Regions from separate parts of the Mus musculus genome. Here region 2 is linked to region 1. Evidence: chromatin loops called from intact Hi-C (ENCODE). Cell type or tissue: heart. All regions are shown on one strand. Links, peaks and the distances in the headings refer to the core of each region. The heading gives the core; the rest is flanking DNA.

The links. Peaks named below come from ENCODE experiments on the same cell type or tissue, not always from the same donor. Only the 100,000 strongest peaks of a DNase experiment are listed, where the experiment ranks them.
Region 2: a loop joins it to region 1, with 4 times the contacts of the local background. A loop is called at or near these places in 8 of 42 quality-filtered maps.

Annotation. Positions count from the first base shown.
Region 1 is chr12:26,274,153-26,280,223 of GRCm38, reverse strand. No RefSeq gene overlaps it. Among named protein-coding and RNA genes, the nearest start is that of Gm29968, 25 kb to the right of the region's middle. In heart, for the core only: a CTCF peak has its summit at 2,749 (motif pointing right); no DNase peak of the experiment used is centred there; H3K27ac peaks cover 254 bases.
Region 2 is chr12:25,024,239-25,030,309 of GRCm38, reverse strand. The region is part of intron 22 of Kidins220 (kinase D-interacting substrate 220); the gene reads right to left. Among named protein-coding and RNA genes, the nearest start is that of Gm36236, 52 kb to the right of the region's middle. In heart, for the core only: CTCF peaks have their summits at 2,787 (motif pointing left) and 4,929 (motif pointing right); no DNase peak of the experiment used is centred there; H3K27ac peaks cover 408 bases.

The DNA.
Region 1 (6,071 bases), core at 373-5,372:
CTCTTTCCTCACTACTGTGACAGAATTTCCCATAGAAACAACGGGGGAGGGGGGGAAAGGGGTCACTTCAACTCATAGTTTCAGAGGGATTTCAGCCTAACTCTGAAAGCACAGCGTTGGCAAGCAAAGTGCCCTATTGACAGGCGTGTGAGGCAGTGCGTCCTCATGGCAGAGGGGCCAGAGAGCACAGGCTGGAACCAGGGTGTGTAACCCCACACTCTAGCCCAGCCCTCAGTGACCTCCTTTCACCATCCAGGCTCCCACTGCTTCGGTATCCACAGGCTTCAAAGTGGAGCAGTACCACCAGCCTGTGGGAACATTCCAGATTCCAACCGTGAGCTGGTGGGACTCTGACAGTGGAGGAAGAGCAGACCTAAGGAAGAAAACCCATCATTCTTTTTCATTTGGGAGCAGTCCTTCTTTAGCTCTTTGCAGTTGCTGCCTCTTGGTGAGTGGTCAGCCTTGGGTTTCATGGTAGCCGGAAGCAGCATGGCAAAGCTGTGGCAGCTAACAGAAAATGAGGAGAGTTGGATGTTGCAGCAGAAAGGTCGGCTTCCATGGGTGACTGGCTCCTGCAGATGGATGTTTGCCCAGCACTGCAAACTGCTTATGGGGTTCATTTACATCTCCGACATCCCTTCATAAATAAATGGGGATGTATTTCCAACTTGGAAATTAGTCTCCCTTGTAGGATGTTTTTCTTGGGGGTGGGAGAGAATTATATGAATGAAGTATCTGTGGTAGTTTGAATGAAAATGCCCTTCCTAGGTTCGTAGGGAGTGACACTATTCGGAAGGATTAGGACATACATGTAGCCTTGTTGAAGTAGGCATGGCCTGATTGGAGGAAGTGTGTCACTCTGCTCAGGGTGGTGGGCTTTCAGAAGCTCAATCCAGGCCCAGTGGCTCCCTCTCTCTCCCTGCTGCCTGCAGATTCAGATGGAGAACCACCAGCTCCTTCTCCAGCACCATGCTTCCAGTTGTGATAATAATGGGATAACCTCTGAATTTGTAAGCCAGCCTTATTTAAATGCTTTATTTTTATAGAAGTTGCCATGGTCATGGTATCTCTTCAGAGCAATAAAAACTTTAACTGAGATGTACTCAGCATTCTTGGGCTGGTTGTTGGAATGAGAAAGTGACCCCCATTGGCTCCTGTGGCTGAACACTTCGTCTTTAATTGGCAGTGCGGTTTGGGAAGTTTCTGGAACCTTGGAGAGGTGTGGTCTTGCTGGAAGAAGCATGCCATTTGGATACAACCCTGACTACCCATAGTCTCACGTCACTTCTAGTTTGTTCTCACTACTTCCTGTGTGTGTATGATTGACATGGGATCTCTCAGTTTCCTCTTCCTGCTGCCATGACTCCCCATAATTATAAACTCCCTGTAAACTGTCTTGGGTCATGCTTTTTCTCTCTCTCATAGCAACAAAACATAGCTAATACTTTAATTCTACTCTGAATTCTTAGTATATATACACACAGTGATGGCTGTTAGCACCCATAGACTCCAGATCATTTCTGCCCTAAAACGTGCATCGTTAGAGATTAGTGGCACGTACTGAATGGACCAGGTTCTAAATAAAAGCTGGGCTTCATTTCTTATGATGTTTCTGTGATAAAATACTCTGACAAGAGAAACTCAAGTGGGCAGAGGTTTATTTCGACTTGATGTTCAAAAGTATATTCCAGCATGTCAGAGAAGTCAATGTAGTGTGTGCTTAAGGCAACTGGATATATCTAGCCTGGAAGCAAGGAGCAATGAATGCCTGCATTCAGCTCACCCTTCTCCTTTTATACAGTCTTAAGACCTTAAGTGTGACTCCTGCCACCCTTACTAACCCAGTCACCCCCAAGTATGTCAAAAGGCTAAGTAATTCCTCACAGGTATGTATGCCTGGATGCTTGTCCCAAAGAAGAGTCCAGATCTTGTCAAGCTGGCAACAAAAGAGAAAGCTGAAATGCAGAAATGATCATTTTGAAGGTGTTTCCATAACCACCTGGACAGGGGGGCATCTTACTGGTCCTCCTATTTTAAAAACCTTAAGGGGAAGGCTCCCTAGATCATAATTTTCAAATCCTGCCTTCATTAAAAATTAAGGTGAAGTAAAAGAATGATAGAATTCTTCCCCCAAGCAGAAAGCAAACTGAACATAGTCATCGAAGCTGAATGCCTATGGATGTTATGGTTCATAGTGTTTTAAGGAAATCAGGGGACTATGGCAATGGAAGTCCAATGGTGGCCTGAAACCTCCATGAATACAGAAGGAAAGAGGGTAGAAGCTCACTCTCCCCGTATGACAGATAGACAAGCAGGGCTCAGAAGTCCCTACCTGGGAATTGGTGACTGTGGGGGTGCCTTCTCTAAGGAGCAGCACTCTCTTAAACAGCTTGCTGTTGGCTTCCAAGGGTGGACACACAGCTGGGGTTCACCAGCCCCTACTTCTCCTGGCTCTCACTAGGAAGGATTGCCTCTGTTTAACTTTTTTTGGAAGATCAAATCTAAGGCTGGCTCCTTTGGGTCACAGGACTCCTTAGAGCACTTTTCTTTTCAATCCTGAAAACACTTCCCATGAGTCCCCTCTTCTGCCTACCCCTGACCTCCCTCCGTTTGGCTTTGCTTGTTCAGCACAGCAGTATTTATTCCCTGCTGAATGAATCCATTTCCCCTTACCAACACAGGAAACCTGAACTCCTCCTGGACCCCATAGAGAATTTCCTTGGAGAAATCACCAGCTTTGTTCTCAACAGCAGGTGGCACTGTTGCTGTAGGAAACCCTGTGGTTTCCAGGGCCTGGGCCAGCCATGAGATATTTTTACCCAAAAAGAGAAAAGGCCCAATATGAAACAAAAACTTGGCAGAAAAAATTCTGAGAAGAATGCAAGGCTCCTGAAAGACTGTAAATTACCAGCAAGTCCTTACACACTGAACCCCAGCTTCGCCAGACCCCAACCCCCATTCCACTTCAGGCCTTTTGGAAAAGGTAACCATCCCGGCAACCCATAGCTGCTAATGACCCCTCCCCTACGGCAGCACGATTCTGTCCCTTCCCACCAGGCCGGGAGGTTCCCACTCAGGATGATGTGACCAACATGAGAGCAAATGCCCTCTTGTCTCCCTGGCTACTGACCTCAGGGGAGCACAAGGGGACTTTGCTATTGGTGAGCTCTTGCCCAGAACCCCTGCCTCAGTTCTCCTGAGGCTCACATTAGCGAGAAGCTCCCGTTAGGGCTACATCTCCCAGAGATCCAGCTGAGTCCAGGTGTGGGCAATGTGGCCAAGAGGAAAAGCTATTTTTTGCCTTGTGCCCCGTAGCTTGCAAAGCTCAGTCACCTATAGATTGGCTCTTGGCATCCATAGCAACAGTATCTAAGGCTCCTCCCAGGTCTCTATTTACAGCACTGAAACATGAGTGTGTGTGTGTGTGTGTGTGTGTGTGTGTGTGTGTATACAGGTTCAGGTGTGTACCCATGCAAGCAGATGCCAGAGGTAAGGTTCAGGCTTATGTCCCAAGAGCTGCTGTTCCCTCCCCCTTTATTGATAGGAACTCTCCCTGGCCTAGAGCTCTCTAAGCAGGCTAAGCTGGCTGTCTAGTGAATTCTTGGAGGTCTGCTTGTCTCCTATGTACTGCTGGACTTTGAAGCATGACCCACGTGTCTGGCCATACCCCTGTGACAGTTATATATGTCACCTCTCCTACCTTACTCTGAAATGGTCCTTGGGTTTGGCAGGTGTGTGTGTGTGTGTGTGTGTGTGTGTGTGTGTGTGTGTGTGTGTGTGTGTGTGTGTGTTCAATGGAAAGTTGGCACATCATGAAATATATAAACAAAGAGTCAGAGTTTGAGGTGAATAGAAAGGTTGCATACGCCAGTAAAGAGCACACTCAGATGAACACATGACCATAGAACTTAAGTAATTATATATACACCATAAAGAGAGAAAGAAACACACATAAGTTAGGAGAGGTTATCCTGGTTAGCTTTAATTGTCAACTTGAGACAGTCTACAATAAAAGCTTCAATAAAAGAATGACCTTAATCAGATTGGTGTGTGGACATGTCTGTGGGGTTGTCTTACTGTGAGTGGACATAGGAGGTTCCAGTCAGCTGTGGGCAGTACCATTCCAAGTAGGAGGTCCTAAAACTGATAGGAAAGCTGAGTATAGGCTAGCTTCTGTGCGAGCTAACCAGCAGCATTCTCTCTAGTTCAGCTGTACCTCCTTGGCTGTGCAGTGAGTTCCTTGGTTAGAGGTACTGCAGGCAGATCTGTCCCAAGCTCCCTCCTGGTCGTGGCTCACTAATGGACTACGGTCTGGAGTTGTGAGATGAAACAAACCCTGGCTTCCTCACGTTGCTTTTGGTCAGAGTGTTTCTCACAGCAATAGGAAACCAGAACAGAGACTGAGGGAAGCAATGTGATCATTTCACTGTCAGGTGTGTGTGTGTGTGTGTGTGTGTGTGTGTGTGTGTGTGTGTGTGTGTCTAGTCCCTGATAAGGCTAATTATGTGTTGGGGTCAGGATCACAAATACTAGTGGATAGAATAGACTGATAGCTAATCTTGTCAACTCCAGATTTAGACCTACCATGGAGACAAACCTTTGGGCATGTCTAGGAGGGAGTTTCTAACTCGAGTTTCTACAGCCTGAATCCACAGGCTGGAGTGCTAGAGCAAATTCAAAAGGACAAAGTGGGCAGAACATCAGTATTTCTGTCTCCCTACTTCCTGACTGGCTCCAATGTGACTAGCTACCTCAAGTTTCTGCTGTCATGTCCTCCCTTGTGGGATAGCAAGGCAAACTAAACCCTTCATTCCTAAGTAGTCTTTTTAAAAAAATTTTGTCCCAGCAATGTAACTAATACAAGTAGATTTAACACCTATGCCACAATTCCTAAGGATGCAGTATATGTAAAGAGAAAGACCATTTTTGTCAAGGGATGAGAAATTATAGTACTTGTTCACTGAAAAAATGGGTTCTGGACACAGCAGGAAAATTGCACATATGATGACATGATGGCTAGACACCAAGCACAAAAACAGTATTAGTTTAAGCCAGTCAAATCCTGCCATGAGTCGGGGGTTCATGTGGGGGCTGAGAGAGAGAGAGAGAGAGAGGGAGAGAGAGAGAGAGAGAGAGAGAATGGATATGTGTACTGAAGCCTACTTGATGCTGGCTCTATGTTAAGATGGTGCTTGTTAATAATAGAGGAGCATGAAGTCCTACACATGGCTGAGGAGCTATCTCAGCAGAAATCTGCTAGGAGAGTCAGTTCTCTTTAAGGGCATGGTCCCTGCTAGGTCTCACACCCTCCTGGAAGGCCGCTCTACTGAAGTATATTTGCAGAACAAATTGGAAGGAAAAATATCTATACAAAGTTGAGTGGGCAAGGAAGGCAGGTGGATTGTGGAGGAACTGGAGGGGAGAAAGTATAATCACAATTCAGTTATCTAAGAACTAATACAGCATTTTAAGAGCTAGGTGTGGAGGCATTCCCAATGGGAAGAATTGGTTTCGTAGGAGGTGGAGGCAATATTGTTGAATCACACAAACTCCGGGAATTCCACAGATTACGCTTAGCTAATTGACCTAGACTTGTGTTAACAAGCGACCTCAGGTTAATCATGTGTTCCTCTAGGTGTTAACTTCCATGCTGGAGGATTGAACTTCCAACTCTCACTCAATGAGGTTGATGTGGGGAGAGAGAGAGAGAGAGAGAGAGAGAGAGAGAGAGAGAGAGAGAGAGAGAGAGAGAGAGAGAGAGAGAGAGAGAGAGAGAGAGAGAAGCATATATTTTGGTTCTACTTCAGATGCACAGAGATGCATGGCTGCAGCCATATAGTCAGAAGCAAAATGGCTGACCCATCATCTGAGGCACCTCGGTTCATGTTATAGATGGTGCGAAGGCTGTTTGCTGAAGGATTAGAGACTAATCACTTTTACATAGGAAAGAATGTGATCTTAGTGCCTGCCAAGGGCATGTGTGGGAGAAGTGATTCTGTTAAGAGTCAGATGCCTGTGGCACTGCCAGGTCACCGTGGCAGCTTTCATCCACATGAAATTCTCAAAGAATA
Region 2 (6,071 bases), core at 391-5,390, 1.2 Mb after region 1:
ATTTCTTGTTCATAAGGTTACACAAGAAAGCACACTCCTACCACAGCCTGTGTGTCCAAGCATGAGTGTATCAATCAGAGTATAAACTGTTTTGTGCCCGAGTGACAGAATCATGTTAGAGAAGCAGGACCGAGCTTGGTGACTCTCTAAGTAAAAAGATTCCCAATCAATCCTGGAAGTTTCTAGATAAGATTAATTAAACACTATATCATCATCAAAAAGGAAGTTTAAAAACTTGCAACATTAGCATCTATTTATAATGACAAATTTTCTTGGTATATAATAAAACTAACTAGAGATGCTTAAATAAGCTGGAGACTCCAATCTTAATACATAACTGTAGTAAAAAATATTAAAAATTATGTTCCTGGATGAAACACACATACAGCCTTTATATTTTATATATGCCTTAGGCAGCACAGTAGCTGGGCAGCTGTCTACGCTCCTTGCTGTTAGAATCTTCTTTCCTATTAGTAACTCCAGGTTATCACTTAGTATTTTCTATGTCCCATCTTGGCTTAACCCAACTGGGCAGCCCTCTAGGCCACGTCGTCTTGGTCCTTAGTCCATGGTTGCTCTCCTTGGCCCTCCTACTCATCCTCTCCACCCAAGTCTGCAAAACCTCAATCCCAGTCCTCTCTCCTGGCCACCTATTGGCTGTCGGCATCTTTATTCATCAATCAAAATTAACTTGGGAGCAGGTCCCAGAGGCTAAGTGCAGACTCCAGGTCTTTGGGCAGCACTTAGCATTACAATAGACAATAAAAGACAAAACCCCCACACATAACTTTCACTTTCATAAATTCTTCAAAACAGCCCAGTTTTCTAATTAACTTGCTTTAAATATTTAATTTGAATAAATTAGTTTTATGATCTATTTTATTTAGGGATTCTGCATAGGATTCACTTGGCAAATGTTTCACAGTACGGATGTCACTGCATTATAGCACAGTGCCTAGGTGCATGGGAGTGAGCAGAGTAACCCTAACTCTGATGGCAACAGAGATGACCAAACATAATTTTAATCTAGGATAATAAGATGCTTTCAGTAAAAAGATGAGAAGCAAAATAGTTCATAAGAGACCAAAGTTGCCGGGCAGTGGTAGCGCATGCCTTTAATCCCAGCACTTGGGAGGCAGAGGCAGGCGGATTTATGAGTTCGAGGCCAGACTGGTCTACATAGCGAGTTCCAGGACAGCCAGGAGTATACAGAGAAACCCTGTCTCGGAGAAAAAAAAAAAAAAGAGGGAGAGAGACCAAAGTTGAGCACAGTGTCGACCACCAAAGATCTCAGCCTGATTTCTGGCATCAGGAATCTGTATTTTAAAATGCTCAGATGAAAGTAAATGAGACAAAAGATCTAGGTTTTTGAGGTAGCACTGACTATGACAATATCATAGGTTCCTGCCAACTGATAAGAGATGTTAGGTACAGCAAATGGGAACTCTGAATTCAAAGCTAGTCTATAGTGTTACAGCTTAAAGCAAAACCTTTGCATGTTATCGTAAAGATTTAATCTTTAATTACATCAGCAATGTTGTGATGGTTTGTATAAGCTTTGGGCAGGAAGTGGCACTATTAGAAGGTATGGCCTTGTTGGAGTAGGTGTGTCACTGTGGGTGTGGGCTTAAGACTCTCACCCTAGGTGCCTGGAAGCCAGTATTCCACTAGCAGCCTTCAGATGAAGACGTAGAACTCTCAGCTCCTCCTGCACCATGCGTACCTGGGTGCTGTCATGTTCCCACTTTGATGATAATGGACTGAACCTCTGAACCTGTAGGCCAGCCCCAATTAAATGTTGTCCTTATAAGAGTTGCCTTGGTCATGGTGTTGGTTCACAGCAGTAAAACCCTAACTAAGACAAATGTTTACCATTTTATTTATTTACTTACTTACTTATTGTTTTTTGGGGGGGAGAGGTGTTCTCCCTATGCAACCCTGGCTGCCTTGGAGCTCAGTAGACCAGGCTGTCCTCCATCTCAGAGATAAATCTGCCTCTGCCTCCCCAGTGCAGGGATTAAAAGTGTTGTCCACCAAATTTGGTTCATTTAATATTTTTAAAGCCAAAATATGTAAGCAGACAAAAAAATTCTTTCTTCTTGTTATCTATGAGGTTTTTTTTTTTTTTTCTTCAAAAAAACGAATAGGAGCGAGCTGGAAGATCAGTAGTAGATCACTTACAACACCCCTCTACCCAGATACTCTGTGTGGATGCAAACACACATACATGCAAAAAATCTGCAAGACAAAGGAACTACAAAGCTGAAAATACTACGTCCTATGATTGTGTGCACTTACATGACTACGGTTTCGATTTTCCCTGATGATAAAGGTCCCTATGACGGGAAGACTGCTTACTCATGAATACATATGCACACGGTGAATGCTGGCACATACCTGTAATCTCAGCACTGGCAAGGCAAACGCGTGCAGCTCCTTGGAGCTCACTGGCCGGCCGGCCGAGCCTTCTGGTAAGTTACATGCTACTGAGAAACCTTATCTTCTAGTTAACCAAAAAAGGACAGCTCTCAAAACCACCAAGGAAGACAATGTCTGAGAAATGACATCCAAGGTTAACTCCTAGTCTCCACGTGGCACTCCCACACACAAATGAATGAATGAATGAATGAATGAAACATGAAATGAATAGAAATTCAACCTTCCATTACACTGTCACTCCCCCAGCCCCCATGTTCCTGCTATAGAAATGGGAAAGCAAAAAGTACTTCACTGGGCTCATGGCCAGTCATGCTAGTAAAATTTCCAGTGAGACAGCCCCATCTTGTGGACTTGCTGAATACTGCAGCATTAGTACCTCGCCTCAGATTCAAAATAAGCCCACACTGTTACAGTACACTGGTTTTGTTTTTTCTTGTACAAAAATGTTAAGTTTGTTTGATCTGTAAAGGGATATCCTAAGACTTCTAGGAAATATGGGTCCTTCAATAGTTGAAATTGTTTAAAAATACATGACGTCATTTTCCCATGTTGTAAAATAGTCAACCTGATAAAAATACATTTTCTGTGTATTAAATGTACGTCTACACATTAAAGCATACTTCGAGAAACTGACTTTCCTGTCTGTACTCAATAGTCTTGATAATATACTTCGTTTTCATGTTGATGGTATTTACACAAGACTCTGGAGCATTTACCATTATTTCCTAGTTTTTATCAGCATAAAATGTTGACAATGATACCATGAATGTAAATACTGATAAACTACTTTTTAAATCAATTTTATCCTATCAAAAGCAAAACAGTATCTGGAGGAACCGCTCAGCAGTATAGTGCACACAATGCGCCTTAGACGTCTGGTCCTTAGTCAGTTCCGCCTCTCTGTCTGTGTGTGTCTCTCTCTCCAGATCAGCAAAAGAAAAGCTAGAGGAAAACCTACTTAGAAAAAAACCAGACACTCACTGAACATAAAGGTGTAAAAGCTTAAGCAAAATGCCAAGGAACACCAACAACCTTCAGACATTTTCCACCTCAGACACAATTAGAACTGAATATGTATGTAGAGTTTTCTGTAGTTTGCAAAAGCCTGCATTTTTTTTTTAAAAGCCTGCATTTTTAATAGCTATAATAAATTTATGTTTTAGAAAGTTTGTACCTGGAAAATTTCCTACTGATAACATATTCTAAATATTCATATGCATATCACTGAAAACTGTGTCTTCCTATCACAGACCCACAGCTATCTTCTGCGACTACAGAAGACTGTGTGGGAGAAACTCCAGTGCAGCTCAGAGATCGTAACTCCTGCTCTCCGCTTCCCTTGGTTATGCAGAGCACGGCATGGGATGCTCGGCACAACACCCAGTCCACTGGCTGCCACCTTCAAGAGCAGCTCAGGCACCGTGGTAGGTAGTGCAGTCCTTAGCGTGCACCCAGCACAGGTCTAACTGTAGCAACTGTAAATACCTAACAATCAAACTGACTAGCAGAACAAAATGGAGCCATCTAACTACACATGGCCTTCATTTACTTTATTGATTAACTTTTGGTGTTCTGCCACATGGTTTTGATATGTAGTTCAGGTTGGCCTTAAACTCAGAGCAATCCTCCTGCCTCTACCTCCTGAGTGCTGAGATTACAAGCATGTGCCATCATACCTTGATACATTGACTCTAGTAGGACACAGAATATCATCTGTAAGAACAGACTGTATTGGGAAAGACCTGCAAAAAAGGACTACAACCCACTGCTTCACCAAAGGTTTATAAACATAAGAACCTAGAAACATAAACTTGGTTACGGGCTAAAGAAATGCTGCTGTGATTTTAGTGCGAGCTGCCGAAAGGAAGGAGCCAGCAAACTCTAGGTGAAGTAGGTAGTCCCCAGTTAGTGTAGGGCTTCAGCCCTATACTAAGCTTTACAGTAGGGTAGAGGGATTCACATCAGAACAATGAAAGAAACATTTCCCCTGCATCCAGAGCCAATGAAGCGTCTGGAGGACCCCACTCAAGATAAAGCAGGGCTTCACACCTGCCACCTTGAGGGAGCCACACAAACGCACCATCAGACTTCCTCACTTCAAAAATCTCACTCTGTCCCTTCAATGGGTGTGGAAACAGAAGGAAGTTATAATCTATGGCGTTTACCATCTTAAGGAGGAAACAAAAACTAAAAAATGACCAGAAAAATGAGGCAGGAGACGGGAAGACGGGCCAGGAAAAGAGCAGGTGGAAAGGTCTAAGATCAAGGTGAGAAAGCAGGCCATGCTGGTGATGCCTCAGCTCCCACACAAAGCGGACTCCCACAGATCATTTGGAACAATTCTTTTCCCTAGCCTTAATGCCCACTGTGTTACTCAAAGTCTGTGGCTTCTTAAATTTTTATTTATTTACTTATTTACTTGTTTTTATGTGGACGGGTATCTCCAAATATTGCTCGCATATCTGTCTGTATACTGTGTATGCCTGGTCCCTGGAAAGGCCAGAAGAGGGCGCTGGATCTCCTGGCGCTGGAGCTACAGATGGGTGTGAGTCTCCAAAGGGAAGCGAATATTCTAGGTCCTCTGGGAAAGCAGCAGGTGCTCCTGCCCAGCTCTCTCCAGCACCCGAAGTCCAGGTTTTGATTATCCATAATTCAAAGTCAATATTACTTCAAAAGCATTTATGTTCTACCACCTCCATGACTGCTAGCCGTCTTCAGCAGCACAGAGGCCCTCTCACCTCCTAGGGTTCTACTTGGCTATCTGTCTCCACTTAGGAGTCCCTGCTTAGTTCTCTTCTCAGTGAGGACTGTCCTGCACAGGCAGCACTACTCCTTATCTCCCTAATGTTCCTCTCTTCATCCTTTCCACAGGGCTTGTTGCTAATCACATAGTTTATACGTTGCTTGTGCGTAGAATCCCTGGGACAGGGATCTCTGCCAGCCTTGCACATGAGTATTCTACAGTAAATACTACTATTTACACTTGTGTCTGTCCATAATGGGCTCTCATGAACTATTTCCCAGCAGTCAGTTCTCTGTGAGTTCCAGGCCAGTCTGGTCTACACAGTGAGTTCCAGGCCAGCCAATGAGACCCTATCTCAGAACAAAACAAAACAACAACAAGGAACAATTTCCTAAATAACAACAAATTTTACCTTGGTTTTTTTTTCTCCAGTAATTTCTCTCACACCCTTTAATTGGCTACAAATCCAGTAGCAATAACAGAACAAATAAGAGGCAGAACACAATAACAGATAATTCAAGACTGACCCAACCTGCCTAGCTAATTTCTCTCCGTTTTTCTTTTCTACAAACAATGATAGTAGGTATGTTTTCCAAGTGCATCAAAAATAAATTTCAAAACTTCTTCCAGACTGGAGAGAGCTCAACAGTTAAGAGCACTGCTGTTCTTCCAGAGGACCTGGGTTTTATTCCCAGAACCTACAAGGTGGCTCACGACCATCTATAATTCCAGTTCCGGAGGACTCTGCTTTTGAGGGCACTGCATGCATGTGTCACACAGACATGCACATGCAGGCAAGCACTCAAATACATAATATAAAAATAAATGGATGTTTGAAAAATTCTGCCCTTCACTTTTATTTATCTGTAAAAATCTGGATATAACAGCC